Regions from separate parts of the Homo sapiens genome. Here all the other regions are linked to region 1. Evidence: chromatin loops called from intact Hi-C (ENCODE). Cell type or tissue: endothelial cell of umbilical vein. All regions are shown on one strand.

Region 1 (5,000 bases):
TGTGTGATGTTTCCTCCCTGTGTCCATGTGTTCTCATTGTTCAACTCCCACTTATGAGTGAGAACATGTGGTGTTTGATTTTCTGTTCTTGTGTTAGTTTGCTGAGAATGATGATTTCCAGCTTCATCCACGTCCCTGCAAAGGACATGAACTCACCCTTTTTTATGTCTGCATAGTATTCCACGATGTATATGTGCCACATTTTCTTTATCCAATCTATCATTGATGGGCATTTGGGTTGGTTCCAAGTCTTTGCTGTTGTGAGAAGTGCCACAATAAACATACATGTGCATGTGCCTTTATAGTAGAATGGTTTATAATCCTCTGGGTATATACTTAGTAATGGGATTGCTGGGTTAAATGGTATTTCTAGTTCTAGATCCTTGAGGAATCACCCACACTGTCTTCCACAGTGGTTGAACTAATTTACGCTCCCACCAATAGCGTGAAAGTGTTCCTATTTCTCCACATCCTCTCCAGCATCTGTTGCTTCCTGACTTTTTAATGATCACCATTCTAACATTATACAAATCTAAGTAAAATGAATGTTCTTTGATTACTAAATTATATACTTCAATAAATCACAACAGCAGAAACAAGAAACAAATGAAGAGTTGAACAAAACACCCATTTATTGCTAGAAAATTCCAACAGAATATCATCAGTTAAAACACTGTTTTTTAATAAATCCCAATGTTTATAGAATTTATAAAAACTTAAAATTAATGCAAAACTATCCTACGTTTTTCACACAATGTTCAGCGGTTTATCACTGTAATAAATAACCCAATTTCATATCTTATGATTACAGTTTGTTTAATAGTCTGTTGATACCTAAGAATAAGGCTGTATTATTTTTCCATACACTATACCTTATAAAAAATCTTAGTTCATGTTATCAAATTTGATTGGCATAAAACATGGAGCAACATTAAGACACAGATATGAAAGGGCTGGATTTGAAGTTAGAACTATTCTTCCCTTATGCAGCCAAATTATCTGTCATTTGAATATCCTTTGCTTTTCTTCACTTTTCTCCTGTCAGTTAATACAGAAGACAGTTTCTCTATCAATGAAGATCCATGGCCATCATATCTAGATCATTCCATCCTGACAGATACTTTCATTCGTGTGTCTCTAAACTCCAATCCTTAGCAGGATGCTCTCCTTCCTAGCATGGGAACCTCAGGCTACCCAGCTGTCCCTGGCTACTTTTACGTGTGCATTAAACAATGTAACCATGGTTATATTAAAGCTATGATAGTAAATATGTTTTAATTCTAATCTCTTAGTTTCCATTTCCTATTTTCTGTCATATCAAAGAAATGTAATTTAAAGCTTTTGGGTAAATGGGAAAGAAATATTAAAAGCTCATAACCATTACATTGAGGTTTGATAATTAAATCAACAGATATTATAACTGACATATCAGAACTATATAGTTGTAATAGTTAGGTTGTTGTTAATTATGTATAGTTGCTCACTTGTGAACTATCCAGATTGAATAACTTGGAAAAGCAAGAATGGTCCTTCTATGCTCTGGATCAATATTAATCTAGCTATAGCAATGGAAAAGAACAAACATTTATACATTACTTTTTATTAAACTAATATCAATTAGGTTTTATGTAATTATTGTGATATAATTAATTCCCTCAACAATTCTGTTGTTGGTAGACAATGAAACAGATCAGGGTAACTTATTCATTTAATCCAACACCAACTTTTAAGGTAGGTACTATTATTACCATTTCACAGGTAAAGATACTGAGGCTCTAAGTTAAACCATTTGCTTAGTTTGCAGGAATAATAAATAAAGGAGACATTGGTGGCTCACACATGTAATCTCGGCACTTTTGGAGGCCAAGGCAGGAGGATGACTCGAGGCCAGGAGTTCTAGACCAGCCTGGGCAGCATAGCAAGACCCCATCTCTACACAAAATACTAAAAATTAGCCAAACGTGATGGCATGCACCTGCAGTCCCAGCTACTCGGGAGACTGAGAGGCTTAGGTGGGAAGATCATTTGAGCGTAGAAGTTTCAGGTTACAGTGAACTGTGACCATGCCAACCTGGACCCTGTCTGTAGAAAAAGAACAGAAAAGGAGTCAAGAATTACTCTAGGTTCTGTACTGCAAGATTTTTACTACTTTGTTATGGTGTTTACTGTCTACAATCACTTTTATTCATCCCCATCTTGTTTTATGGTCACTTAATTACATGGTTTGTCTTCTTTCTAGACCCTAAGTTATTTGAATGTGGAATCCATTTCTGATTTAGCTTTCCCCCTCGACCGTTGTATTTGTCATAAAGAACTGCTGTACATGGGAGATGTTTAGAAGAATATGTATTGCACAAATAAAGAAAAAAGTGAAAAAAAATGGTCCTGCAAAATTAATGTAGAGCAGAGGATAATGTTTATTTTACTTTTTACAACAAAATGGCCCTGAAAGGCCGTGCTGAGTATATCCATAATTCCCTGTGGAATTATGATGTGGTATGAGGAAATACAGCAGTTGCTTTGGTGCTATTGCTGCAGAAAAATCAGGAGGGCAAGAGAGACCTCAGGGTAAAGCAGGAGAATCTTTATTGAGTGCACTCAGACCCAGCAGACTCAACGTCCAAAGACTGGGCCCCAAACAAAGACAAGGTTTTGTTTATATACCTACTCCTAAGTGGTGTGAAAACTAATGTACAGAAGCAAGACAAAGGCACTTAATCAGGCTATGACAGGCTGATAACTCAGGTTTAGTATAGCCCTCACCATGCAGCCCAGATGGTCGTTATCTGGGCCACTATTTCAGGTACAACTAGCCTCCCATTGCAGAATTTTCACCATTCTCCTTCAACGTAGCTTCCATTTTCCTGAGCAAACTAAGCTCTTTCATTTGGAGTGTAGCTTAGGGTCTCCGAGAGGGGGATCTCTGGGAGGAGAGGCATAGTTAAGGCTTCCTCTTTAGAAGGTGGAGTCATCATTGCAGCCCACTTTGCCTTTGTGTCTGCCTTTCTATTTCCTTTAGCCTCTAATGTTCCTGCCCTCTGGTGCCACCTACAGTGCATCACTGCCACCTGCTTTGTGGCCCATACGGTGTCTAAGAGCTGTAGAATTTCTTCCTGTACTTTGTTTATTTTCCTCCAGCAGTTAAAAGTCCTCTTTCTTTGTAAATAGCCCCATGAACATGCCAAGTGGAAAAGCATATTTAGAGTCTGTGTAAATATTTGCCTTTCGGTCTTTTGCTAGCTGGAGAGCCCTTCTCAGAGCTATTAGCTCTGCTATCTGAGCAGAAGTTCCTGTAGGCAAAGACTGTGCCTCTACTACTGAGTCCAAAGTCACTACTGCATACTCCGCTCAGTGGACCCCCCCTAGAATGAAGCCGCTCCTATCAATAAAATATTCAATGTCCGGGTCCCTGAGGGTCTGATCTGTCAAATCTCTCTGGCTTGAGAACATTTCATCTACCACATCCACACGGCAATGAAGGGCACTTCCTGGCACTGACTCATTGGGGAGCAAGGTAGCTGGGTTTAGAGTATTCACAATCTCTAAAGTTATTCAGGGATTTTCATATAAGAGCCCTTGGTATTAAGTCATTCTCGGATTTGATAACCAATGGTACCCCCTTTGGTCCATCAAAGTTACACCTGAGTGCGGTACCTGGATTGTCAGTTGCTGTCCTAAAGTCAGTTCATTAGCTTCCTGTGCCAGCAGAGCAGTGGCAGATAGTGCCTTAAAACAAGGAGGCCATCCAAGTGCCACAGAATCTAACTTCCTGGATAAGTATGCCACCAGGCAGTGCCATGACCCTATGACTTGGGTTAGGATCCCTATGGCCATTCCTTTTCACTCATGGACATAGAAAAAGAAAGGCTTAGTTAGATCTGGCAGCCCTAAAGCTGGAGCCTGAGTCAAGGGTCCTTTGATTTCTTTAAAGGCCTTCTCCTGGTCAGTCTCCCAGAGGAGGAGCTCCTTTTTTCTCACTTTGTGGCTTCACATAATGGTTTAGCCATGAGCAAGAAATTTGGGATCCAGACGCAGCAGAACCCTGCTGCCCCTAGTGAGAGGTGAAGCCAGCCGGGGTTCTTGGTCGGGTGGGGACTTGGAGAATTTTTGTGTCTAGCTAAAGGATGGTAAATGCACCAATCAGCACTCTGTGTCTAGCTAAAGGATTGTAAATGCACCAATCAGCACTCTGTAAAGCACACTAATCAGCACTCTGTAAAATGGACTAATCAGCACTCTGTAAAATGGACCAATCAGCACTCTGTAAAATCACCAATCAGTGCTCGGTAAAATGAACCAATGAACAGGACGTGGGCAGGGCCAAATAAGGGAATAAAAGCTGGCCACCAGAGCCAGCAGTGGCAACCCGCTGAGGTCCCTTTCCACCCTGTGGAATCTTTGTTCTTTACCTCTTCACAATAAATCTTGCTGCTGCTCACTCTTTGGGTTGCTCTTTCGGGTCACTACTTTTAAGAGCTGTAATATTCACTGTGAAGGTCTGCAGCTTCACTCCTGAAGTCAGTGAGACCGCTAACCCACCAGGAGGAACAAACAACTCCAGATGTGCCACCTTTAAGAGCTGTAACACTCACTGCGAAGGTCTGTGGCTTCACTCCTGAAGCCAGCGAGACCATGAACCCACCAGGAGGAACAAACAACTCCAGATGTGCCACTTTAGGAGCTGTAACACTCACTGCGCAGGTCTCTGGCTTCACTCCTGAAGCCAGCAAGACCACGAACCCACCAAAAAAGAAATTCCGGGCACATCTGAACATCTGAAGGAACAAACACACAATCTTTAAGAACTGTAACACTCACCGCGAGGGTCTGTGGCTTCATTCTTGAAGTCAGTGAGACCAAGAACCCACTGAAAGGAACCAATTCTGGACACATTTTGGCAACCGTGAAGGGACAATCACCAAGTGGTGAGTAGCATCAGACCCCTTTCACTTGCTATTCTGTCCTATTTTTCCTTAGAATTCGGGGGCTAAATACCAGGC
Region 2 (5,000 bases), 100 kb before region 1:
TTAAAAATTATAAAAGAGAATTAAATAATCTCAATATATGCATAAGGATACAATTCTAGCAACACATAATTAGAGAAAATTTTCTTAACAAATTGAAGAATTTCAATTTAAGAAATACAAAAAATAGAATTAGTGATAAAATATTAAAAGCTTTACTTCTGAGACTGAAAACAAAAGCCTAAGTGCTCAATTCACTATTTTTTAAATATTTTATTAAATGTGCTAGGCAGCACAAGAAGAACTAAAAAAAATACAAAGTTTTTAAAGGAAGAATTATAAACTGTCATTGATAACTGACATTATATTGTATGTAAAAAGACTTGATAGAATCTGTAGACTATTAAAATTAACAAGTGAAATTAATAAGGTCTCTGGATAAAAGGTTAAACTAAAAATCAAATGCATTTCTACATACCAGGAACAAAAATTATAAAATGGCCTTTAAAGAAAATATCATTTAAAATGATCAAGATAGGTCAAATGTGGAGAACTGAATCTAACAAAAGTATACGACTTCTACATTGAAATAACAAATTATTAGAGGTAAGCAAATAATTCCCAAATAAAAGCATAGTTTTTTGTAATCATGTAATTACTTGACTAATTGATCAATAGATTAAATGCAATCCTAATACAGATCATAGCAGGTTTTTTTTTAAGGGAAATTGTCAAGATTCTTCTAAAATGTATATGGAAAAACAAAAGGCCAATACTTGACCAGGCATTCTTGAGGAAAAATGAAATTGAGTTCTACTATCAGTCATTCAGTTACATTGTTAAGCTATATTAATTAAAGCAATATGGTGTTCATGTAAACATTTATAAAAGACCAGTGGAATAAAATAGTCCAGATACAGACCCACATTTATAAGGACAACTGATGTAATACAAATGTGACTGCAGTAAAGTGAGGAATGAATGGCCTTTTTAGTAAATTGTGCTAAGTCAACTGGATATCTCTAGGTGGGGAAAACCACTGGAGTCCTACCATATAAATATTCATTCCAGATATATTTTAGATTTACATGTGAAAGACAAACAATAAATCCTGTAGAAAAAAAGAGCATCTTTATTACCTCGTTGCAAACAAATATTTCTTATGTGGGATACAAAATGCTTACTCTGCAGAAAAAATTATAAATTGAACAATATTAAGACTAATAATACCAAAAGACACTGTTAAGTGACTAAAAACTCAAGTCATAGAATAAGCAGATGAAATAGCAGATGTAATATCAAAAAAGCCAACAGTTTTGTGTTTCTTAAGAGTAAGAAAATTGACGACCACATGGCAAGACATATTAAAAAAGAGAGAGAGAATACTCATCAATATTGAGGATGAAATAGGGATATCACTAATATTTCTATAGACAATATGAAAATAAGAAAGATTTTGAAAAGAGCAAAGATACAAAAAATCTTAAGGTGTATATATATACACACCTACATAAAAATATGTACATATGTGTAAGCAAACATATGCACATGCACACTCATAGATATTCATATTCTTCAAATCAGTGAAAAAATAGGGCAACACATAAAAAATAGACAAAAGAGTTGAATGGGTACTTCACAAAAGAGGTATAATGAATAATCAATATGATGAATTAATGTGAAAACTTACTCAAAATTTATCAGCAGTGAAATATCAATTATAACCAGAACATAATAAACATTTACCAAGATGGCTAAAATGAAAATTACATAAAATAATAGGTGATGAGTATAAAATCTGGGACTGGAATGCTTTTGTACAGCTGGTGTAATTGTAAATCAATATAACCAGGTTGGAAAAGTATATGGTGGTATATCTTAAACGTATGCACATCACGTTATTTAGTAAATCAATACCTAGGCTACACTCAAGGAAAATGCACATAAAATATATATACCAAAAATGTAAATAACATGTTCACTGTAGTACTATTTGTAGTAAACCAAACTGAAAATTTTGAAATGCTTATCAAAAGCAAATAAACATTGGTATAGTCTCATAATGGAATGCTATATAATAATAAAAATAAAAACTACAACTACATGCAACAACATGGATAAATCAGTAAAATACAATGTTGAGTGAAAAAAGTCACAAAGTCCACAGAGTCCATCTATACCATTCCATTAATATAACTTTCAAAATAAAAGGCAAAAGTAATCCATGGTGTTAGAAATCAGACTTGTGGTTTCCATTGGGAGTAACATTGACTGGAAGAGTGAGGCTCCAGTATGCTGGTAATGTTCTAATTCTTAAACATTAACCAAATTAACCAGAGACATGAAATCTGGTTACACAGGTGTGTTTATTTGGAAGGTTTCTCTGTATATCTATGATTTTTGGAGTTTTCTATCTGTATGCTATACTTAAAAAAATGGTAAAACTTCAATGACCATGAAAAATTCAGATATTGAGATGAAATTTTGGTACCCCTAAAATGTGCCTTGACCACTAGGCTGCTTTGAATAGACTTTATATCTATTTATTTTTATTGTATGTTGCTATCCCTTTCTGGTTTGCTTCCCTTGCATTTTGGCTTTGTTGCAGAGGCCCAGTGTGGTTCAAGCTCAAGACCCCAAAATACGACAGTAAGAACAACTCAGGCAAAACAATGAGAGAGTATAGTTTTATCATGTACTAATCTATTCAGAAACTTAGCTTTCAAAAAATGGAAGAAATAATTACCCAGGGAATAAGAAAAAAATGTTCTCAATGAAACCCAATTTACACTCATTGTTTAAGCGAATGAATAGTTTACACACTAAGCAAACTGTACTAGGAAAGTTACCCATTTATTTTAAAACACACTGCATATTTGGCTAAAGGCCAGTTTTAAGTTATGTGATTCACTTAACTTCCTCTTTCCCTTCAAATTATATTTAGCCATTGGCTTTAAGTTTTAAGTTTTCATTATTTTATTTTTCTGCATTTCTAAATATGAATTTCATTCGTACAAAAGGAGCTACTTTGTAGCTGTTAAATCTGTCTATCTATCTATTACTTGCAAAATGAGTAGTTCATCTTCGTCACTTGGAAATTGCAATATATAATATGGCTATTGAGTCACCTCTGGTGTTTTATAGAATGTGTAAATTAGAGTCCCACTCCAGGCTTTCTTAATCAGAATCTCTAGAGAGAGCTACAAGAATCTTTCTTTTACAAAAACTTCTACTATGCACAACAATGTTGATACTCTTGCCAATAGTTCTAGAGGAAGGGAGGGAGGGGATATAGAGGATGCAAGTTGTGAGAAAATAGTTTGTTCCCTCTCCTTTTTTCCCATATTCGAAGTTACAGGAGAAGCTTTTTCATAAGATTTGTGACATCTTGTTCTCTTTCTCTCAATAGAAGAGAACAGGACAGGGTACATTTAGTGCCCTTCTTATGAATAGGCTGCATTATCTTATTAATCATTTGTTGGGACTCTATGCATTTTACCAGAGACATTCCTTTCTAATGAGTAAGTTTTAAAATCAACACTTGAAACTCAAATTAACCTAGATGAGTTTGAACTATGGTATTGCCATCATTATTTAAGACTATAAACAAGCACCAATTATGACATAGTTTATAGAGAAAAAGCACTCATAAATCTAATTTTCATAAGTTCGTAGGCAGTGTCCTTGCCATATGAGGTCTCTAAGAGAGAATAGAACTTGTAAATTTCACATTGTCAGTTTAGGCACCATTACTTAATTATTTCCATGACATGTTTGAGAGGTAATCTAATATCCGAAGGTGATTATTTACATATAATTCTATGAAGTATCATGTAATGTTGAATGACATTTTGAAGACAAACAGACTTATATTTGAATCCCAGTTCTGAGTCTCAGTTTCCTTGCTTTAAAATGGAATTTATGGATACTTCTACAGTATTGTCTCATATCTAATAACTTATCAATTAAAATGGTAAAATATAAAATATACTAATTATATATCATTCTACATATCATAATAATGTTGAATTAAGTTACACAATTGCATATATCCAATTCTATTATCATATTCTATAATTATTAAGAAAATTATTTCTTCTTGTAGACTAATGAGAAAAGGCTGTGATCAGCCTTAGGTAAGATGATAAAGTAAGAGATAGAGCCCATTTGTGTTTAGCCATTTCCCAATTGCTGACCAATAAATTTATGATTTTAATAGGGCCAAGAAAATTTGCATTTAAGATTTTCAAGCACATTTGAAAATCATTTTCTATGTGTCCACTGGCATTTTCTAAAAAATGCTGAGACACGGCATTTCCCAATTGCTACCAAAATGATTACAAAGCATTACTGAGAGAATATATATGTGAATTTACATGACACCCAAATGCTATGTTTGACAGTGTGGACTTTATGGCTGGGCATGGTGGCTCATGCCTATAATCCCAGTGCTTTGGGAGGCCGAGACTGGAGGATCACTTGAGGCCATGAGTTTGAGAGCAGCCTGGACGACATGGCAAGAACCTGCTCTATAAAAATACATAAATAAAAATTTAAAATTTAAAAAATAGGCTTCCCCATGTAATCAAATTCCCACTGAGAAATTTCAATCCACCTATGTCACAGTATCTAACTTATCTTTATTTTTGCAATAGCTGGATTATTACAACCTATGTATCATTTGCAGTGTTATTCCAATCTTTATAGCCTTGCTGTGCTTTTCTATTGAATGATGATCATTGACACACGTTGAAAATATTAAGTACTCGAGAATAATGCCTTAAGCAGGAGTACTTGACACACGTGAAAAATTTAACTTGGTAGCAAACAACAAAAGAACAATGGTAACAGTAATGAAGCCAGAAACCTCCTTGCCTCCCAGTAATTTGCGACATATTTCTACATTTTGAAGCCAGCTAGCAGTGTGGAACAAGAAATCCGATGCCTCAATCCCATTTAGATAAATAAAATTTCAAGATTTTCACAATGATTACCTTCATGGCAGCTGATATTAAATGAGCACACTGAAGTATGCTAGGCACTGTTTTAATTGTTTTATGTAT
Region 3 (5,000 bases), 62 kb before region 1:
TATAGACAAATTGATTCCCCATGTAGCAAGTAGCTTATATTATATATTTATAGCATCATTTCTGGTTCCATTTCATGTCTTGGTTCATCCTTTGCCTTTTCTTTATTTATTCATCTTAATTTAATTTGTACTATTCTTTTATATGCATAAAATTGATTTACAGTTTCTATTCAAATTACAGTCCATGTACAAGCCCCATGTGTTATTGGCCTTAACGGAGAGCTTGTTGGAAATGTGGAATCTCAGGTTTCAACCCAGAATCAGAATCTACATTTTAGTAAGATCCTCAACTAATTTGTTTGCACTTAAAACTTGAGCAAATGACTTTAAACTACCTTTAATTATCTAATGATACAGGGTGTAAGTAAATGATTTAATCAAAATGAATTCAGGGTCTTTTAAAACAAATTGTACTGATTGTGCTTCATGTATATGATCTCTAATCATTACCTACCCTGAAATGATAAGTCTTACTTGCATTTTGTGGATAAGATTAGGAAACAGATCTTCAGAGCGTCTGCTCAAAGAAACACAGAAAGGGAGTGGCAACCCAGGAATGGACTTTAGTTTGCCCAGCTCTGTTCATGTGATCATACTGAAAATTTACCGTAGGCCCAACCCAGAGTCAAAAATGTCCGTGATTTATCTCATTCAAACAAGAGTATTTACAAATTGGAAGGGATTTTTGCTTTGACAATGAAAATCCCCCGTGACAAAAAGGTCAGGCACTTCATGCTGTAAAATTGTTGCCGGAGAAGGATGGAATGAGTAGGAAGATGAAAATAAGGCAGCTGTTTGTGAATATATGCTAGTCACCTCTGGGAAGTGGGTGTGTCCAATTCAGGAAGCTACAGGGTATTAGGCATCAAACAGCATTACCTCGTCATGACCAGTGGATAAATGATGAGTTCTGAATTATATGGGGAGAAGAGTATGGAGAGGAGGACTGGAAGATGTCAAATAATTAATATAATTAAACTAGATATGCTGAAAGATGATTTATGAATGACATTTACTTTAAAATCTAAAAATTAGTTCATAAAATATTTTAAACCCTATTGGAAAGGAACAGGCTATTTAAAGTAGTTGTAAATTATACATGGGATCTCAAGACTTCCTATTTAAGATGAGCCATAGGCTGAAAATTAAAATGTCTAAAATTGACTTTAAGGAATATTAATGGAACAAAAGAGAAAAATAAAAAACAATGCCTGTTTTAGAAGAAACTGAGTCATTTTACATTAAAACTATATTTTTCCATCAATTAGAAAAAACAATTTCTTTCATTTGTCATACTCTGACAAAGTTTAGCTCTATCTGATACACATCAAATCAAGCTACTTAAATAAATGTGGTAAACGACATATTTTATATTCTGGAGTGCACCTTAAAGGTGTGTGTATGTGCATATGTGTGCATGAATGCATGTGAGTAGGACTGGATGAAGGATGGGAGCAGAGAAACGAAAACTTGAAAAAGATTTCTTTTTCTTTAAGTGGCTTACAGTTTCTTGAGAAGACCTCCATTCCTTGCATGCTTCAGTTCCACTAAATGTAGAAAAATAAAATTGAACATTGAAAGCTTGAGAGATTTTAGACAGCATAAACAATGAAAGTTTCCTATAAGAAAATTGGAATTATGCAAAAGACTTTCTAATTATAAAATATGTTCAAAACAGAAATTGTTCTGAGGCACACAATATTCTGCGGGGATAGGACAAAACTTCAAGGAAAGAAATTGAAAAGCAAATTTTACCTCACAATTTAATCCCTTTGTTCAGTTTTCATTTTCAGGCAGTGAAGCTGCTGTAGAGTAACCATGGGAAACGGTGGTGGTTCTGGCAGGCAATGGGGAGCACAGGAAGGCTCCTGGCACCAGAAAAAAAAAAGTTCAAGGTTTGATCTGAACGTAGCAATCACTGAGTTTACAGGCAGCTAAGATATAAAAAGGTTAAACTACCCACACCCACAATCACACACACACACATACACACACATGAGGCAAGTTCCACTGTTTCAACAGCTAGCAAAGCCAGGAAGCCAGGAAGTGGTTCAGGGTGGTGGCCATAAGTCAGCACAAGCACAGGCTGTTTAGATTTTAAGCTCTCTGCAAGCTTCAAAGTGTCTGAGAAATGCAGAGGGAAAGAACATGAAGGGTTAGTGGATCAAAATTGTTGCTTCTCTATATCTTATAAGAATGTCTTCTAACAATTTTGGTCATAACAGAAATAAAAATTGGTTTTGTGTGTGTTTGTGCATGTGTCAGTATGTTTCCATCTGGAATAAACGTGAGTTTCTAATATCATTAAATGTCAAACATATTAAAGATGAAATGATTAATTACTTTGGCATCAGAAACACAAATACTCTAATCATTTCCACAACTCTTGGTTTTTTCTTCTTTTGGTATGCAGAATCACATAAACAAGAAATGAGTGGAAATCAATCCATTTTTTAAGAGCACTCGTCTCAAACTTACACACAACTACAACCACCAAGCTCTTGCCCCTGAGTTATACCTATGAAGGCCTGGGAAAGTCAGGAAGACCAGAGGGAAACTAGCACATTCCTTTAGACCATCAGTTTAACTTATAAATGTATTAAAGAAATGTAAAGCATATTTTCTTCTTAAAAGATGCTGCCGCTCTCCCTCTCCCTCTCCCTCTCCCTCTCCCTCTCCTCTTTCCACGGTCTCCCTCTGATGCCGAGCCGAAGCTGGACTGTACTGCTGCCATCTCGGCTCACTGCAACCTCCCTGCCTGATTCTCCTGCCTCAGCCTACCGAGTGCCTGCGATTGCAGGCGCGCCGCCACGCCTGACTGGTTTTCGTATTTTTTGGGTGGAGACGGGGTTTCGCTGTGTTGGCCGGGCTGGTCTCCAGCTCCTAACCGCGAGTGATCCGCCAGCCTCGGCCTCCCGAGGTGCCGGGATTGCAGACGGAGTCTCCTTCACTCAGTGCTCAATGGTGCCCAGGCTGGAGTGCAGTGGCGTGATCTCGGCTCGCTACAACATCCACCTCCCAGCAGCCTGCCTTGGCCTCCCAAAGTGCCGAGATTGCAGCCTCTGCCCGGCCGCCACCCCGTCTGGGAAGTGAGAAGCGTCTCTGCCTGGCCGCCCATCGTCTGGGATGTGAGGAGCCCCTCTGCCTGGCTGCCCAGTCTGGAAAGTGAGGAGCATCTCTGCCCAGCCGCCATCCCATCTAGGAAGTGAGGAGCGCCTCTTCCCGGCCACCATCTCATCTAGGAAGTGAGGAGCGTCTCTGCCCGGCTGCCCATCGTCTGAGATGTGGGGAGCGCCTCTGCCCTGTCGCCCTGTCCGGGATGTGAGGAGCGTCTCTGCCCGGCCGCCCCGTCTGAGAAGTGAGGAGACCCTCTGCCTGGCAACCGCCCTGTCTGAGAAGTGAGGAGCCCCTCCGCCCAGCAGCCGCCCCGTCTGAGAAGTGAGGAGCCCCTCCGCCCGGCAGCCACCCCGTCCGGGAGGGAGGTGGGGGGGTCAGCCCCCCGCCTGGCCAGCCGCCCCGTCCGGGAGGTGAGGGGCGCCTCTGCCCGGCCGCCCCTACTGGGAAGTGAGGAGCCCCTCTGCCCGGCCAGCCGCCCCATCCAGGAGGGAGGTGGGGGGGGTCAGCCCCCCGCCTGGCCAGCCGCCCCATCCGGGAGGGAGGGGGGGGGTCAGCCCCCCGCCCGGCCAGCCACCCCGTCCGGGAGGTGAGGGGCGCCTCTGCCCGGCCGCCCCTACTGGGAAGTGAGGAGCCCCTCTGCCCGGCCACCACCCCGTCTGGGAGGTGTACCCAACAGCTCATTGAGAACGGGCCATGATGACAATGGCAGTTTTGTGGAATAGAAAGGGGGGAAAGGTGGGGAAAGGATTGAGAAATCGGATGGTTGCCGTGTCTGTGTAGAAAGAGGTAGACATGGGAGACTTTTCATTTTGTTCTGTACTAAGAAAAATTCTTCTGCCTTGGGATCCTGTTGATCTGTGACCTTACCCCCAACCCTGTGCTCTCTGAAACATGTGCTGTGTCCACTCAGGGTTGAATGGATTAAGGGCGGTGCAAGATGTGCTTTGTTAAACAGACGCTTGAAGGCAGCATGCTCATTGAGAGTCATCACCACTCCCTAATCTCAAGTACCCAGGGACACAAACACTGCGGAAGGCCGCAGGGTCCTCTGCCTAGGAAAACCAGAGACCTTTGTTCACTTGTTTATCTGCTGACCTTCCCTCCACTATTGTCCTGTGACCCTGCCAAATCCCCCTCTGCGAGAAACACCCAAGAATGATCAATGAAAAAAAAAAAATAAAATAAGAACTACAAAAAAAAAAAAAAAAAAGATGCTGCCAACAGATTCCTAATCTTTGCCAGTCAGGGTTGTTTTATTTTCATTTTGTAAAGAGGGTGGAAGAGTATTAAAGAGAGAATACAGACAAAAGGGGTTTATGTGCACCTATTATAGTTGTATTTTGTTGCCCTTATGGGGAAGCATTAGGCTTCCAAATGAATCAGGAACAGGCACATAGAGGGCATTGAGACAGTCGTATGTCAATCTGTCTCTCTTTGATTGAGAACCTGAAATGTTTGAATTTTCTGAGATTCCCTAGCTTAGAAAGTTAGCTTTCTAGGCTAACTTGTTTATTTTCTAAATGTGATTTTGTGATTTTATAAGCTATGATTTTCTTTTCTCCTTTTGATGACGCATAGAGCCATTGGCTCCCACAGACCACCTCCACTTCCTACCAACCTTCATGCAGTCAACTGACACATTCCATAGACATAGAGTCTGTATAGGTCAACTTTCTGCAGTAGTGAACTACTGAAAACAAAAGCTGAACAAATTATATTTTCAATTGTGTATACAAATCTGCTATTGAAAATTATTTTATAGTGTAAGTTTAAAACCAATTCAATAGGCAAGATAATATAATACATTCGGACAGCCTGAAATCTGACAAATTTTGGAAACCTGTGGAATTGTACCTCAGGCTTCCTTAAGTAAATTTATCAGT
Region 4 (5,000 bases), 49 kb before region 1:
TGAAATGATGTTTGGCTTTCTTTGGGCTATATTTGTATAAATATGTTATTGGTATATGTTCCATAATATTGGGAAACTCCTATAATTCTAATATGACTTAGGGTACATTATTAATAGTTATAATTATTATGTAAAATTGTTACGTGCCACAGAAGTAACCAAATTTCCTTATCAATTGTGACTTTAATAGTGGCTGTCCTAAGATGTTTTGTCATCTACAAACAATTGTTGTTTTAACCCTCTTTAGAAGCTGGGTTTATAATCAGCTATAGAACTCTAGCAGGTGTTCTTGAATGCAGGTTTCTGATAACTGGTAATTATGACATTAGAATAGAGGGGAAAACTTTCAATACTCAAGGAAAGCTGAAATGTTTATGAATATCAAGCAGAATAAGAGTAAACTGAATTAACTGAACCAATAGAAAACTGAAGTAAACTTTTTAACTCTTTCTGCTTAAAATATTGCTGATCTTTTGTTTCGTTTCTTCAGAGTCAAGGAAACCTTTGAGCTATTTACAGCTTGTAGAAATTGAGTAAAGTGTACTTCTGTAAACAAAATTTGGTGTATATTTGTTTCTCTCTACCTGATTTCTCCAGAATTTGGAAACTATTTTTATCTTAATTTATGGCACTATAATTATTTGCATAAGTGCAATAAGAATCTGTTTTTTTTTTCAACAAGACACAGAGAAATTATTTTATCAAGGCTTTGACTGGAATGGTGTGCTTTCCTTTAAGGAATCAAACTTGAGTTGTAAAGTCAGTAAAAGCCCTTTGGGGAACTGGACTCCCTACACAGTCCCTGTACAGGGTCTCTGACCTGTGGTAATTAAAGGATGTCACTTTTGTTTTTTTTTTTTTTTAGATGGATTTTCACTCTTGTCGCCCAGGCTGGAGTGCAGTGGCACAATGTCGGCTCACTGCAACCTCCACCTCCCAGATTCAAGCAATTCTCCTGCCTCCTGAGTAGCTGGGATTATAAGCATACACCACCATGCCCAGCTAATTTTTTGTATTTTTAGTAGAGACGGGGTTTTGCCATGTTGGGCAGGCTGGTCTCGAACTCCTGACCTCAGGTGATCTGCCCACTTTGGCCTCCCAAAATGCTGGGATTACAGGCATGAGCCAACATGCCTGACCAAGAATCTCACTTTTGAACAGGTCCAAGAGCCACAGGTTATCTTGAGGCCCCAAGGGGAGAGGAATTTACCCAACTCTTAGGTATTTGAGGGTACAAATAGCAGGACTCAACTTCAAAAATATCTTATCTGAGATTCTTTCTATAGAATAGGGTTTCATCAAAACCAATTTTGAGAAGCCTATGTGAAAATTAATTATTCTTGCTGCACTTTATACAAATAATCAGGCAAAATATAATAAGGCAAATCAGTCTCACCACGATTTGTCTTTAGTAAAAATAGGAAACTGGAGAGAGAAATATTATGTTTGAAGAACTATGGTATATTTGCTCTTAGATTCTAGTCTCCTCAGTTGTTTTTAAATATGTTTCTGCAATTTATGGTAATCCTGCATATTCCTGTGAACAAACCAGTGATCTCTAACTGCGGCTCAGAAAAAAAAAGAGGAATCAGTTATGTAAAAATCTGAATCAGTATTCTTATACCGGGCATATACTGGAGTCACCTAGCAAACCCATATCAGCTTGGTTCCAACAATTGCCCAGTTCATGGAAAGCCCACTAATTAATTTACTTGGGATAATTTTACTTATTTTGCTTTACTGTTGTGGAATATATTGCTGTTTTAGTCTTTGCATAGGTATTCAGGACAATGTTGAATGTTGTATTATATTGAAAACTTATTAATCTTCCAGTAATCACCTTTTGTCAGAATTCGGAGTTATATATGGCACTAGCCATACCAACACTTTCTGACTGAGCTCCTCTCTATTCTAAACACAAGAGACCCTCATGGTTAGGCAGGAATATCATCACCTTTATTCAGCAGAAAAAGTTACAGAAGATGGATCTTCATCCCTCTGCTCTCTTAGGATAAAGGGTTCTCCTATAAAAGGGAGGGGGTAAATGTCAGAGGCATGTGAACTGGAGCAACTCCAGCTTAAATAAGAGCTAGGTAAAATGAGACTGATACCTACCAGGCTGCATTCCCAGACAGTTAAGGCATTCTAACTTACAGGAAAAGATAAGAAGTTGGCACAAGACACAGTTCATAAAGACCTTGCTGATAAACAGGTTGCAGTAAAGAAGCCGGCTAAAACTCACCAAAGCCAAGATGGTGACGAGAGTGACCTCTGGTTATCCTCACTGCTATGCTCCTACCAGTGCTATGACAGTTTACAAATGCCGTGGCAATGTCAGGATGTTACCCTATATGGTCTGAAAATGTGAGGCATGAATAATCCACCCCTTGTTCAGCATATCATCAAGAAATAACTACAAAAATGAAAAATGGGCAACCAGCAGCCCCCAGGGCTGCTCTGGCTGTGGAGTAGCCATTCTTTTATTCCTTCACTTTCTTTTTTTAAAAAAACTTTTCTTTTTTTTCTGTTTTTTTGGTCATCCAGGCTGGAGTGTAGTGGTATGATCTCAGCTCACAGCAAACTCTGTCTCCTGGGTTCAAGCGATTCTCCTGCCTCAACCTCCCAAGTAACAGGATTACAAGCAAGCACCACCACGCTTGGATAATTTTTTGTGTTTCTAGTAGAGATAGGATTTCACCATGTTGGCCAGGCTGGTCTCAAACTCCTGACCTCAAGTGAGCCACCCTCCTCGGCCTCTCAAAGTGCTGGGATTAGAGGTGTGAGCCACCAAAGCCCAGCCTCCTTTACTTTATTAATAAACTTGCTTTTGCTTTGTGCTGTGGACTAGGCCTGAATTCTTTCTTGTGTGAGAGCCAAGAACCCTCTCTTGGGATCTGGATTGGGACCCCTTTTCTGTAACACTGGTACTATAGACTAAGACTGATCCTAGCCTTTAGAATGTACTCAGTAAAGGTATTTCTAAATGAAAGGCTGTTAGGAATATGTTAATAATCACAGAGTTATGTGACATATAATAGGAGTTTTTAGTCCTAGGTATAGAAAACAGATTAATTTTATTGAGCCAATTGTACCTGGTAAATACAATCATGTAATTGTTATCACAATTGTTTTATCTCTAATTATTTATTTCACCCCAAACCAACTAATCAACCTTCAATGGAAACAGTACAGTGGTGAGATCATGAACTCCAGTATCAGAAAGACAGACTTGAGTTCAGATCAAGATTCTCCAACCTACTTGTTGCTTGTTGTGTAAACACAATTGAAACCAAAATGAGCACAAAAGTAAATTCTCATACACAACTGCCACCAACCAATATATTCACTTCTTTCTCAAGAAAGGGAGAGGTATCTGGTTAGGCCAGACAAGGTTCTTGGGGCTAAGCAAATGGGTATGTATTTTTTTCTTTCTTTCTCATTGTTAATAAAAATGAGTCTACAGAACACTAGACAATGAATGTCTCAGTACCAAAATTGTAGTAATCTTGGGAATTACATGAGTGCTTACTTTCTTAGCTGCCAAAGAAAGAAGACCTGTTTGAGGGCTATAATTTTTCTATTTACTTCTGGCCTGTTTCTTGCCCCTGGAGAAGGAAATAACAAAGCTCGTTACCTTATGCCCATTTATACATATGTTCTTTTTCCCCACTTATACACACGCAGTTCTACCTACAGCACACATACACTCACAATCCTTTTCTCAGCAGAAAAAAAGAGGATAAGAGAGTTACTACTTTCTTGGGAATCAGACCAACATTCACACTCTAACTCACAAAAATACAGGGAGGCTCACCTGCTTCTTGTTTACCATAAAAGGGATTGAGTTGCAGGACTACCTCTCCTTTTTATGCCAAGGTTAGGAAGAAGCAAGGGGAGACACAGATGGCCCTTTTATTCTTTTCATAGCCTTAGGAAAGGTGAGCAGCTGCCTCTATTGCCCATATATCTGCCTGTGGTTTCCATTTCACGAAAAAGAAACAACAAAAGCTCTCTTAAAAGAGTGTGTTTTTACCCTGAGATCTCTTAGGTGGCTTCAGTAAAACATAAAAATTATATTTGTATTAACATGTAATTTGCGCTTTAATATCTCCAACCTTTACCCCATTACTCCTCCCTCTGTTAACTCTTCACCTTTGGAGATACTGGCCATGAAGTTACAGCTCTTCAGGAAAGATTAAAAATGGGCTAGCTATGCTAGAAGTCTGAATCACTATTCTGTGTTTATTTACTGGTTAAAGTTTATTATTTTATGAGTACACTATGATAGGTACAGGGTATATATTAAACCACCTATGTCAGTTAAACATTGTATAGCCAGGTGACACAAAATTAACTCTAGACCCACCTCTTTATTTCTTTAAAAATATACAGAAACCTAAAAGGTCTCATGTATCTTAAGTTATTTAATGTAAACTTGGAAAGCTCAACAGCTGTACTACATAATATCACCTTAATTTTACTAAAACTGAAATAAATCATTTTATTATATATTAATGGGGATGATACTATACCTAATACACAGAGATGGTGCGCATATTTTCAAAGATAATGCTTGTGAAGCACTTAGTACTATCACTGATGGTCAGTATTATGCAAGTATAGTATTTTGTAATTATTATTTTTGCATTCACTTTCTCATTAAGTAACAGGAGAAGCCAGAACAATGAAGATGGCTTCTGAGCAGTGGGTTATGAGGCAAAATAGGCTATTTAGTAGAACTTTTAATGACCCAGATATAGTCATGCTCACAAAGAACATTGTTCATGACAGTAGGGACTGTATCTCTATGAGAATGTCACTGTGACTGGCTTCCTCCTCAACTGTGCTACAGCTACTCTTCTTTAGAGGTCTGTTCTTAGAACACATTTGGTTTTTTCACTGCATTGTGCTAGAAAACTCCATTCATGCTAGCACTCCATTCATGCTACTACTATATACCTACATGTACAGATAAAATTTCATTGTGTGTGCACTTCCTT
Region 5 (5,000 bases), 59 kb after region 1:
CTTTTTCAGATTTCTCTTTAGTTGTTGTCTTTTCCTGATTGATTTTTTGGAGCTATGTTATGTACTAGAAGCATTACTCCTTACTCCATATTAAGAGTTACAGATATTTAGTCTCATTTATCACATATCTTTTTACTTTTGAATTGATTTTTTACAATGCAAAGAGTTTTGATTTAATTTCATTTTTTGCCTGTCAGATTTTTTTTATTTTTTGTTTTTTTAACTTTTATTTTAAGTTCAGGGGTACATGTGAGGATGTGCAGGTTTGTTACATAGCTAAATGTGTGTCATGGGGTTTTGTTGTACAGATTATTTCATCACCTAGGTATTAAGCCTAGTATCCATTAGTTATTTTTCCTGATCCTCTCCCTCTTCTTACCCTCTGCCCTCCAATAGGCCCCAGTGTGTGTTGTTCCCCTCTATGTGTCCATGTGTTCTCATCATTAGCTCCCACTTATAAATGGGAACATGTGGTATTTGATTTTCTGTTCCTGCATTAGTTTGCTAAGAATAATTGCCTCCAGCTCCATCTATGTCCCTGCAAAGGACATGATCTCATTCTTTTTTAATGGCTGCATAATATTCCATGGTGTGTATGTACCATATTTTCTTTATCCAATCTATCACTGATGGGCACTTGGGTTGATTCCATGTCTTTGCTGTTGCTGCAATGAACATATAAGTGCATGTGTCTTTATAATATTACAATATATATTCTTTTAGGTATATACCCAGTAATGGGATTTCAGGGACAAATAGTATCTGTGTCTTTAGGTCTTTGAGGAATTGCTACACTGTCTAAAAAGCTCAATATCACTGATCACTAGAGAAATGCAAATCAAAACTACAATGCAATACCATCTCACACCAGTCAGAATGGCTATTATTAAAAAGTCAAAAAATAACAGGTGCTGGTAAGGTTGCAGGGAAAAAGGAATGCTTATACACTGTTGGTGGGGTGTACGTTAGTTCAGACATTGTGAAATGTTTTGATCTTATGTAGTCAATCTTATCTAAGGTTCTTATGTGGTGTCTGATTTTGAGCTCTGAATAGAAAAGCCTTCCCTACTCCAAGTTCACAAAAACAAAACAAATAAATAAACAAAAAACCTTACTGTGGCCAAGCAGGAATATAATTTCACTCAACAGGATCTGGTTGAAGATAGTTTAATGAAGGAACTATTCATGAAAGTACAGACAAGATAAAGAAAGTGGTGAGAAGTGCTAAGAACCCCAGGGACTGGCTTTGGTAGGAAGCCATCACCACTCCTGGCCTGAAGGGGTAAGAAGACAAGGTGTGCCTGCAACCATGTGAGACTGTGAGACCTGAATTAGGGGCCTCCTTGAAAGAGCTTAAGTGTGGCCATTCTTGTTGATTTTTCTGTATGAACATGGAATCAGCATGTCTAATTAAAATATAAAACAAATCTTTTGCTTTTATTGCTTTTGTTTTATTAATTAATTTAGGAAGACTTGTCATCTGTATGAGTTTATATCTTCCTATATACAATCGTCATACCTCTCAATTGTTCAAGGCTTAGTTTTCATCCTTCTGTAGGCTTCAATTTTTTTTTTTCAGAGAAGTCTTATATGATCCTACCTATATGGGGAAGGGTATTTTATCTTTTGTCATTATTGTTGTTGTCATATTGCTTTTACAAATGGTTGGTTTTTGTCCAGCATTTGTTCTGTCAGGTGGTTCTGTGATTGATTGAAAGCTCTTGCACTAGCAGTTCCATTTCAATGTGAGCTTTGCAACTTTAGGAGCTCAGGTGACATTGTTCACTAGTGAGTTCTCTTTCTGCCCTTCTTCTCTTCATTTCTTTGCTATCAGATTTGGCCAGTCTCAACCAGTGCAAGCAAAGTGACACCAAAATGTCTTAATTATTTCCCTGATATTTACATTTTAATTACAAAATACATATGTTGTCATTGTAGAAAAATAAAAAAGAACATAGAAGCTAAAAATATTACTGTAATATGTGAAATAAAAAGAACCCTTCCACTTCTTAATCACTTAATTATTATTTTTTCCTTTCATGGTCTATGTATTTTTTTTCAAACAGCTGAACAAAACTGATGCTATGTCAGTAAAAAAATAAAAATAAACCACTTACCAATTACAAATTATGTAAAAATGGACTCCTTAGGCAAAAATTATATATTTTAATTCTATAAATAATTGTTCATCTATATAAAGCAGTAGAATAATTTTCTGTTGAAGACTGTGTCATCTGATCAACCCCAGAACAGACTGAGGCTTCAGACTATGCTGGCAGCACAGTATCCTGCTGCTCTCTAGTGGCACATTTCAATATCTGCAGGCAGATTGACTAGGCAATGTTATTTCATTTTTGGATTTCTGGCTTGGAGCAAAGGAAAAATCAAAAATGATCCAAAAGTTTAGAGACAGTCAAAGCTATTAATTTGCTGGTGTTTTATCAAGTTCTGTGAGAGTGAATTAGTCTGAGTAGTATCTTTTTTTTTGTTCAATTCAAATAGTTGTTTCAATTAAATATATAAGACTATTTAAAAATTAATTCAAGAAACATTTTATTAGCATTAGCTAAATGCCAGACATTATGCTAGCCAGTGAAAACACAGTTCAGTAAAAGGTAGACCTTTATTTTGAAGGAGGTCACATAATAATAACACTGCCATAATGTGTCATACTGAATATAACAGCACAGTACAAAGAAAGTACAAAAAGGAAAAATAAATGTATTCACATTCCCTATTCTTGATCAATTTCAGATAGAAGGCCTTAATTTACAATGGTGTTATTTCCTCTAGTGCTTGACGTAAAGTTGACAGAGCTTGGTAGAAGAGAATAGTGTTTTTAATCAGTTTTCTCATTTTAAGACCATTTCCTCAAAATATCACTTAATTCACTATGCTCTAGTCTTTTCGATTAACTTTAAAAGCGTGCTAATCCACATGAAGCAACTCCTCGCCCCTATCCTTGACTGGGATTTTGTGCTATTTCGTACTAATTGGAGGAGAACCTCATGTGTGCTCCAACTGCATCTCCTTTAGGATCAGATGTTTTTCCTGGTCATTCTAATTACTGGAGAAAATCCTATTTCAAAAACCAAAGAAATCTGGAACCCTAACACAGTGCCTTCCCACTCCTACCCACTTATTTACAAATATCCCCATTATAAGAGGCTTTCTACCTGAAACCTTTTTTCCCCAATAGACATGAATAACACCTACAATCACCCTCCAGGTTGTCACACTCCACACTGGAATTTGTACTTTTATTTGTGAACACTCCTGCAGGGAGGGTAAGCTCTACAGATGGCTTAGTTCCCTTAGTACTGTGCTCATTCCTCTTCCTTCCAGCCTCCCTGGTCCTTAGAGCAGAATAATGGCTAAGCCTGAAGAGTGAGGAAAGGGTCCATGAAAAAGGAAATATTTGAGCTGAGTTTTAGATGACAACTCAGATTTCTCAAAAGAAGAAAGAAGAAAGGAAGAAACAACATTCTATTTAGGGAAAAAATCAGGTAAAGTTATCTGCATTAGTCTGTTTTCACACTGCCATAAAGAACTGCCCAAGACTGGGTAATTCATAAAGGAAAGAGGTTTAATTGACTCACAGTTCTGCATGGCTAGGGAGGCCTCAGAAAACTTACAATCAAGGAAGTTCAAGGGGAAATGACAACTTCTTCACAAGGTGGCAGGAAGAAGAACGAATGCAGGAGGAACTATCAAACACTTATAAAACCATCATGTCTTGTAAGAACTCACTCACTATCCTGAGAACAGCATGGGAAAACTGCCCCCATGATCCAATTACCTCCACCTGGTCTCTCTCTTGACATGTAGGGATTAAGGGGATTATAATTCAAGATGAGATTTGGGGGTACATAAAGCCTAACCATATTATTCCGCTCTTGGCCCCTCACAAATCTTACATCCCTTTCACATTTCAAAGCCAATCATGCCTTCCCAAAAGGGAAATAAAGAGTCCCCTTTTGGGAAAGCTTAACTTCCCAAAAATTAAGACTCCCCTTTTGGGAAGACATGATTGGTTTTGAAATGTATCAACTCATTCCAGCATTAACTTAAAAATTCAAATTCTTAACTCATTCCAGCATTAACCCAAAAGTCCAAGTCTCATCTGAGACAAGGCAAGTCCCTTCCACCTAGGAGCCTGTAAAGTCAAAAGCAAGTTAGTTCCTTCCAAGATACAATGGAGATACAGGCATTGGGTAAATGTTCCTATTTCAAATTGGAGAAATTGGCCAAAACAAAGGGACTACAGGTCCAATACAAGTCCAATTCTGGCTGGTTAGTTATTTGGTGAGTTCCAAAATGATCTCCTTTGACTCCATGTCTCACATTCATGGCACGCTGTTGCAAGAGGTGGGCTCCCATGGCCGTGTGCAGTTTGTGGCTATGCAGAGTACAGACCCTGTGGCTGTTTCATGGGCTCACATTGAGTGCCTGCAGCTTTTCTATGTGCACAGTGCAAGCTGTCAGTGGATCTACCATTCTGGGTTCTGGAGGATCATAGCCGTCTTCTCACAACTTCACTAGGCAATGTCCTTGTGGGGACTCTTTGTGGCAGCTCCAACCCCACATTTCCCTTCTGCATTGCCCTAGCAGAGGTTCCCCATGAGGGCTCCACACTTGCAGCAAACTTCTCCCTGGACATCCAGGCATTTCTATACATCTTCTGAAATCTAGGGGGAGGTTTCCAAACCTCAATTATTGACTTCTGTATACCCACAAGCCCAACACCATGTGTAAGCCACCAAGGCTTGGGACTTGCCTCCTCAGAATCAATGCCCTGAGCTGTACATTGGCCACTTTTAGCCATAGCTGGGACACAGGATACCAAGTTCTGAAACTGAACAAAGCAGCAAGGCCCTGAGCCTGGCTCAAAAAGACATTTTCTCCTCCTAGGCCTCCAGACCTGTGATGGGAGGGGATGCGGTAAAGACCTCTGACATGCCCTGGGGACATTTTCTCCATTCTCTTGGTGATTAACTTTT
Region 6 (5,000 bases), 130 kb before region 1:
GCTTCTATACCAGGAGTTGTTAACATGATATATAACATATATAATTTTAATATGTAATAAATATTATATTATTTATACATTAATATTATATATTATATAAATACTATATGTCTATTTGACAGATAATATATAATAAAAATTATTTTTTTCTAAAATCTGTTTCTTTAAGAAATTTGTAATTGGTTTTGTTAGGCACAAAAAAATGCAGTTCTCTTTTTGTTTCTATGTGGTTAAACAATTGTTTCAGGTCATTAATTAAGCAATCTATAATTTTTCCCATTTCCCAGTGGTATGAAATGCAGTGACATATTAGCTATACATATATGATTAGGTCTCTACCTTTCTTTATATGCTAGTTTTCCATCCCTGTGTTGTTACCACACTATATTATTACTTAAGTGTTATTATTTATTATTTACCTTATTAGCTGTTCAGGTGAGTATGACTTTGTCCTTAAAATGTATTTTGGCTATTTTGAGCCCTGTATTAGTCCATTATCACGCTACTATGAAAAAATACCCGAGGCTGAGTAATTTATAAAGAAAGGGTATTAACTGACTCAGTTTCCACATGGCTGGGGACGTCTCAAGAAACTTACCATCATGGCGGAAGGCACCTCTTCTCAGGCGGGCAGGAGAGAGAATGAGTGCAAGCAGGGGAAATGCCAGGTGCTTATAAAACCATCAGATCTCGTGAAACTCATTCACTCTCAGGAAAGCAGCATGGCAAAAACCGCCCCCATGATCCGATTACCTCCACCTGGTCCCTCCCATGACGTGGGGATTATGGGAACTACAATTCAAGATGAGGTTTGGGTGGGGACACAGCCAAACCATATCAAGCCGATTATTTATTTCACAGATTTTAGAAATAAAGTTCATACAAACACAGAATTAACCATTGGATAATTTGTTTTAGAATTACTAGAATCTTTTTATGTTACATTTATTAATAGGTATATTGTATTATTTGTAGTGTCTCATTCAGTGATTTTAAAATTTCTGATTGTTATTTGTGTGTAAGATTGCAATTTACTTTTGTATATTAGTTTCATATATAGCAATTCTGATAGACTTTCTGATTTGAATAATTCAGCAATTTGTTTTAGAAAAACATAAATATGTATATTGCATTAATTAAAACATCAAATTCAACGTTAAATTGGAGAGATGTTAAAGAACATCTTTGTCTTGATCCTGATTTTTAAAAATTATTCTAATCATTCATTATTAAGTAGATTATTTCCTCAAGGTAGTTTCCTTGTTTTATTTTTTCTTTTTGTTTAATAGCTGTTGTTTCATATTTTTCATCTGATTAAGAAATTTCACTGCTATTTTTTAATCAATAAGGGTATTGGGCTACATTTAAGACTTTTCTACATTTGTTGCTTAATAGAGTCAATTAAAGTTTGAAGTACCTTTTTAAGAAATTTTATTCAAAGCTCAATCTGAAAAGCATGAAGGTTTTACTACATTAAGGGCTTCAGGAATTAATGGACAATATGTTTTAGTCTTTACATACTTTCCTTTTTGGGGGTGCAAATGGAAACATTTGAAAGTGTTCACTTAACTGTGCTCTATTTTTATATAATCATGCAACTACCGCAGGGCTAAAATAAATTTATTTTTGGCAGCAGGAATAGCAAAAGATCATTTGAATCAATACACTTAGAAATGTATTAGAATTTGCCTAGATATTTTTGTGCTTTTTAAAACTGTTCTCATGTGACAATATTTTTGCCAAACTTTGGTAGAATTTCTCAACTATATTGATGAATTTGAGTTCCTGGAATTTCTAACTCTATTTAATTTGATGTCTCAAAAATATTTTCAAGTGAAATATAATCAGTTCTATCAAATTCAGTACATGCTTCCCCCTTCAACGTACATACACAACACACACACACACATAGGCACACACACACACATTTTCCCACAGGCTTATTTTTCTGTGAAATGATATTTTCTCATAGAATTATGATGATTATACAACATGGATACAAACTATATAAAAATCTGCAATCAAGTTATTCTGTAATTTGAATCTATTTAGACCTTTCATTGAATGACTTTGAACAAATAAATTCTTAAGGCCTGTAAAATTATCTCTCATTTAAAATCAAATGTGAGTGATTTCCAAACGGCTTATTAAAACACAATAACGCTAGGATTACAATGTCTTGTTTATCATTTTGTTGTTGTTGTTATTTTTATTGTGTTACCTTTGTTACTTCCTCAGGAAACTAGGTATTGAACATTTTTAGATCAGACAATAATATTTTCCAGCATTATTTTGAAACCTAGTTATATTTTAATTCAATGATCTTGAAAATTATATCAGATAATCCTGGATATTAATTAGATGTTAGTGGAAATAGTTTTAGAAGTTTTAATATATAGTATTGAATAAAAATTGTGTCATTTTACTGTTTAAAATTATTTTAAACCTATTAATGGAGCCGATATGTTGCTAATGAAATCTGCTTAAACTTTTAATGTATTTATATCTTTGTTTTAATTTATAAATAGCACTAACTCTAACCTGAAAAAGTCTTGATAAATATAAAAAAAAACTAGTGCTTGGAGAATAACCACAGAATTTCCTAATAAATATATTGTGTGTGTTCATCTCTGTTTTGGATATATATATATATATTTAGATGAAACTTTATCATTTTGCCATCAACAAAATTATTAAATTCCTAATAATTTGGACTCATCATACTTATTCAGCACTATCAATCATCATCCACATGAGGGCAGCATATCCTAAAGGATGTAGATTTTAATATTACAGTTTCGAAAGTGCTTTTACACAGTTTCATGTTGAACCCTAGCAAAAGTTGTCTATTCCTAACTTTATGCTATAGATGAAGAAATCAAAATCAGAGAAGTTGAGGAATCCCTGGCAAATGCAAACTGGAATTATGTTCCATTTTCACCAATTACATATTTCTTATTCACTTACATTTTAACTACAAAACAGTAGTAAGAAAAGCATGGGCAAAAACTTATGCATATGTTTCTTTACTCCACTATCTTTAATTAGAGATGCCACATACACAGAAGGTAATTTCAAGTGGGACAATGAAACTTAAAGACGACTATTCCAAAAAAATAAAAATCTTTGGCAAAGAAATTTCAAAGTGTCATTAGTTTTAGATTTGTGTAGTAATGATAAGCTACAATCCTAGCTAAACAGAGAATTTACAGCTTGCACTTTTCCATTTATTATTTCCCTTAATGAACTGTTGCATATTCTAGTTAGAAGATAAAAAGATTAGTTTTAATTATTACGGATACATAATAGTTGCACATATTTATGGGGTACATGTTGTTTTGGATGCAAGTGTAAAGTGTATAATGATCAAATAAGGGTAATTGGGATACCGATCGCCTCAAGCATTTATCTTTTTTTGTGTTGGGAAAATTTCAGTTCAACTCTTTTAGTTCTTTTAAAATATACAATAACTTACTGTTTACTATAGTCACCTTATTATGCTACCAAACACTGGATCTTATTTATTCTAACTTGATTTTTGTAGCCATTAACCACGCCCTCTTTATACCCCCCATTCTCACCACCCTTTCCAGCCTCTGGTGACCATCCTTCTACTCTGTATGTCCATGAGTTAATTTTTGTTTTTAGCTCCAACATAAGAGTGAAAACATGCAATATTTTTCTTTCTGTGCCTGGCTTATTTAATTTAACGTAACTGGAGGACACTCCATGTTATTGCAAATGACAGGATTTCATAATTTTTATGGCTGAATAATAATTCATTGTGTATTATGTACCAGGATTTCCTTATCCGTTTATCCATTGGTGGAAATGGATGTTGATTTCACCTCTTGGCTATTGTAAATAGTCCTGCATTAAACATGCATGTGCACATATTTCTTAAATATATTGATTTCCTTTCTTTGGATATATACCAAACAGTAGAATTGCTGAACCATATGGTAGTCATATTTTTAGTTTTTTGAGGAAACTACACAGTTTTCCATAATGGTTGTAATAATTTACTTTTTCAGCAACAGTGTACAAGGGTTCCCCTTTTTCCACATCCTCATCGCCATTTGTTATTGCCTACTTTTTTGAGTAAAAGACATTTAAACTGGGATAAGATATCTCATTATAGATTTTATTTGCACTCCTCTGATGATTAGTGATGTTGAGCATTTTTTCATATACTTGTTGGCCATTCTTCTTTTGAGAAATATCCATTCAGATCTTTTACCCATTTTTAAAATTGACAATTTTTTTTCCCTACTGAGTTGTTTGAGCTCCTTATAGATTCTGCTTATCAATTCTTTGTCAGATGGGCACTTGGCAAATATTTTCTCAGATTCAGTGGGCTGTCTCTTCACTTTGTTGTTTGTTTACTTCACTGTACAGGAGCTTTTTAGGTTGATGCTATTTCATTGTCCGTTTTTGCTTTGGTTACCTGTATTTTTGAGGTCTTACTCAAGAAATATTTTCCCAGAACACTGTCCTAGAGTGTTTCCTCAACATTTTCTTATTGTATTTTCATGGTTGAGGTATTACATTTAAATATTTAATCCTCCTTTATTTAATTTTTATATATGGCAAGAGATAGGGGTCTAGTTTCATTTTTCTGCATACAGATATACAGTTTTCCAAGCACCATTCATTGAAAAGTCTGTCAATTCAGCAGTGTATATACTTGGCATACATTGTCTGTGTAATCTCTTGATAGTTTCTCTTATGGTGCAGAAGTTCTTTAATTTAATTATGTCCCACATGCCAATTTTTGTTTTTGTTGCAATTGCTTTTGGAGACCTATCCAAAAATATTTTACCTAGGCCCTTGACAAGAAATTATATCCTAGGTTTTCTTCAAATATTTTTATAGTTTGAAGTCTTCCATTTAAATTTTTATTATAGTTTGAAGTCTTCCATTTAAATATTTAATCCATCTTGAGTTAATGTTTGTATAGGGTGAAATATATGGGTCCAATTTCATTCCTCTGCATGTGG

What was found. A loop is a pair of places that touch in the nucleus more often than their neighbours do. Peaks named below come from ENCODE experiments on the same cell type or tissue, not always from the same donor. Only the 100,000 strongest peaks of a DNase experiment are listed, where the experiment ranks them.
Region 2: it touches region 1 in a loop (5-fold over the local background); 2 of 110 quality-filtered maps call a loop at or near these places.
Region 3: it touches region 1 in a loop (6-fold over the local background); 12 of 110 quality-filtered maps call a loop at or near these places.
Region 4: a loop joins it to region 1, with 5 times the contacts of the local background. A loop is called at or near these places in 9 of 110 quality-filtered maps.
Region 5: a loop joins it to region 1, with 6 times the contacts of the local background. A loop is called at or near these places in 17 of 110 quality-filtered maps.
Region 6: a loop joins it to region 1, with 18 times the contacts of the local background. A loop is called at or near these places in 22 of 110 quality-filtered maps.

What each region holds. Positions count from the first base shown.
Region 1 is chr4:69,820,508-69,825,507 of GRCh38, forward strand. It overlaps a transcript of SULT1E1 not described here. Among named protein-coding and RNA genes, the nearest start is that of SULT1E1, 37 kb to the right of the region's middle. In endothelial cell of umbilical vein, a CTCF peak has its summit at 3,074 (motif pointing left); a DNase peak (open chromatin) is centred at 3,064; H3K27ac peaks cover 502 bases.
Region 2 is chr4:69,715,734-69,720,733 of GRCh38, forward strand. No RefSeq gene overlaps it. Among named protein-coding and RNA genes, the nearest start is that of SULT1B1, 42 kb to the right of the region's middle. In endothelial cell of umbilical vein, no CTCF peak of the experiment used is centred here; DNase peaks (open chromatin) are centred at 2,898 and 3,078; H3K27ac peaks cover 3,166 bases.
Region 3 is chr4:69,758,704-69,763,703 of GRCh38, forward strand. SULT1B1 (sulfotransferase family 1B member 1) reads right to left here and starts at 1,917. Exons shown (of 8, transcript NM_014465.4): 1 at 1,756-1,917. In endothelial cell of umbilical vein, no CTCF peak of the experiment used is centred here; DNase peaks (open chromatin) are centred at 638 and 1,968; H3K4me3 peaks cover 1,518 bases; H3K27ac peaks cover 3,545 bases.
Region 4 is chr4:69,771,474-69,776,473 of GRCh38, forward strand. No RefSeq gene overlaps it. Among named protein-coding and RNA genes, the nearest start is that of SULT1B1, 13 kb to the left of the region's middle. In endothelial cell of umbilical vein, no CTCF peak of the experiment used is centred here; a DNase peak (open chromatin) is centred at 2,238; H3K27ac peaks cover 2,485 bases.
Region 5 is chr4:69,879,068-69,884,067 of GRCh38, forward strand. No RefSeq gene overlaps it. Among named protein-coding and RNA genes, the nearest start is that of SULT1E1, 21 kb to the left of the region's middle. In endothelial cell of umbilical vein, a CTCF peak has its summit at 2,318 (motif pointing left); a DNase peak (open chromatin) is centred at 2,304; H3K27ac peaks cover 430 bases.
Region 6 is chr4:69,686,956-69,691,955 of GRCh38, forward strand. No RefSeq gene overlaps it. Among named protein-coding and RNA genes, the nearest start is that of UGT2A1, 36 kb to the left of the region's middle. In endothelial cell of umbilical vein, a CTCF peak has its summit at 2,765 (motif pointing right); a DNase peak (open chromatin) is centred at 2,936; H3K27ac peaks cover 321 bases.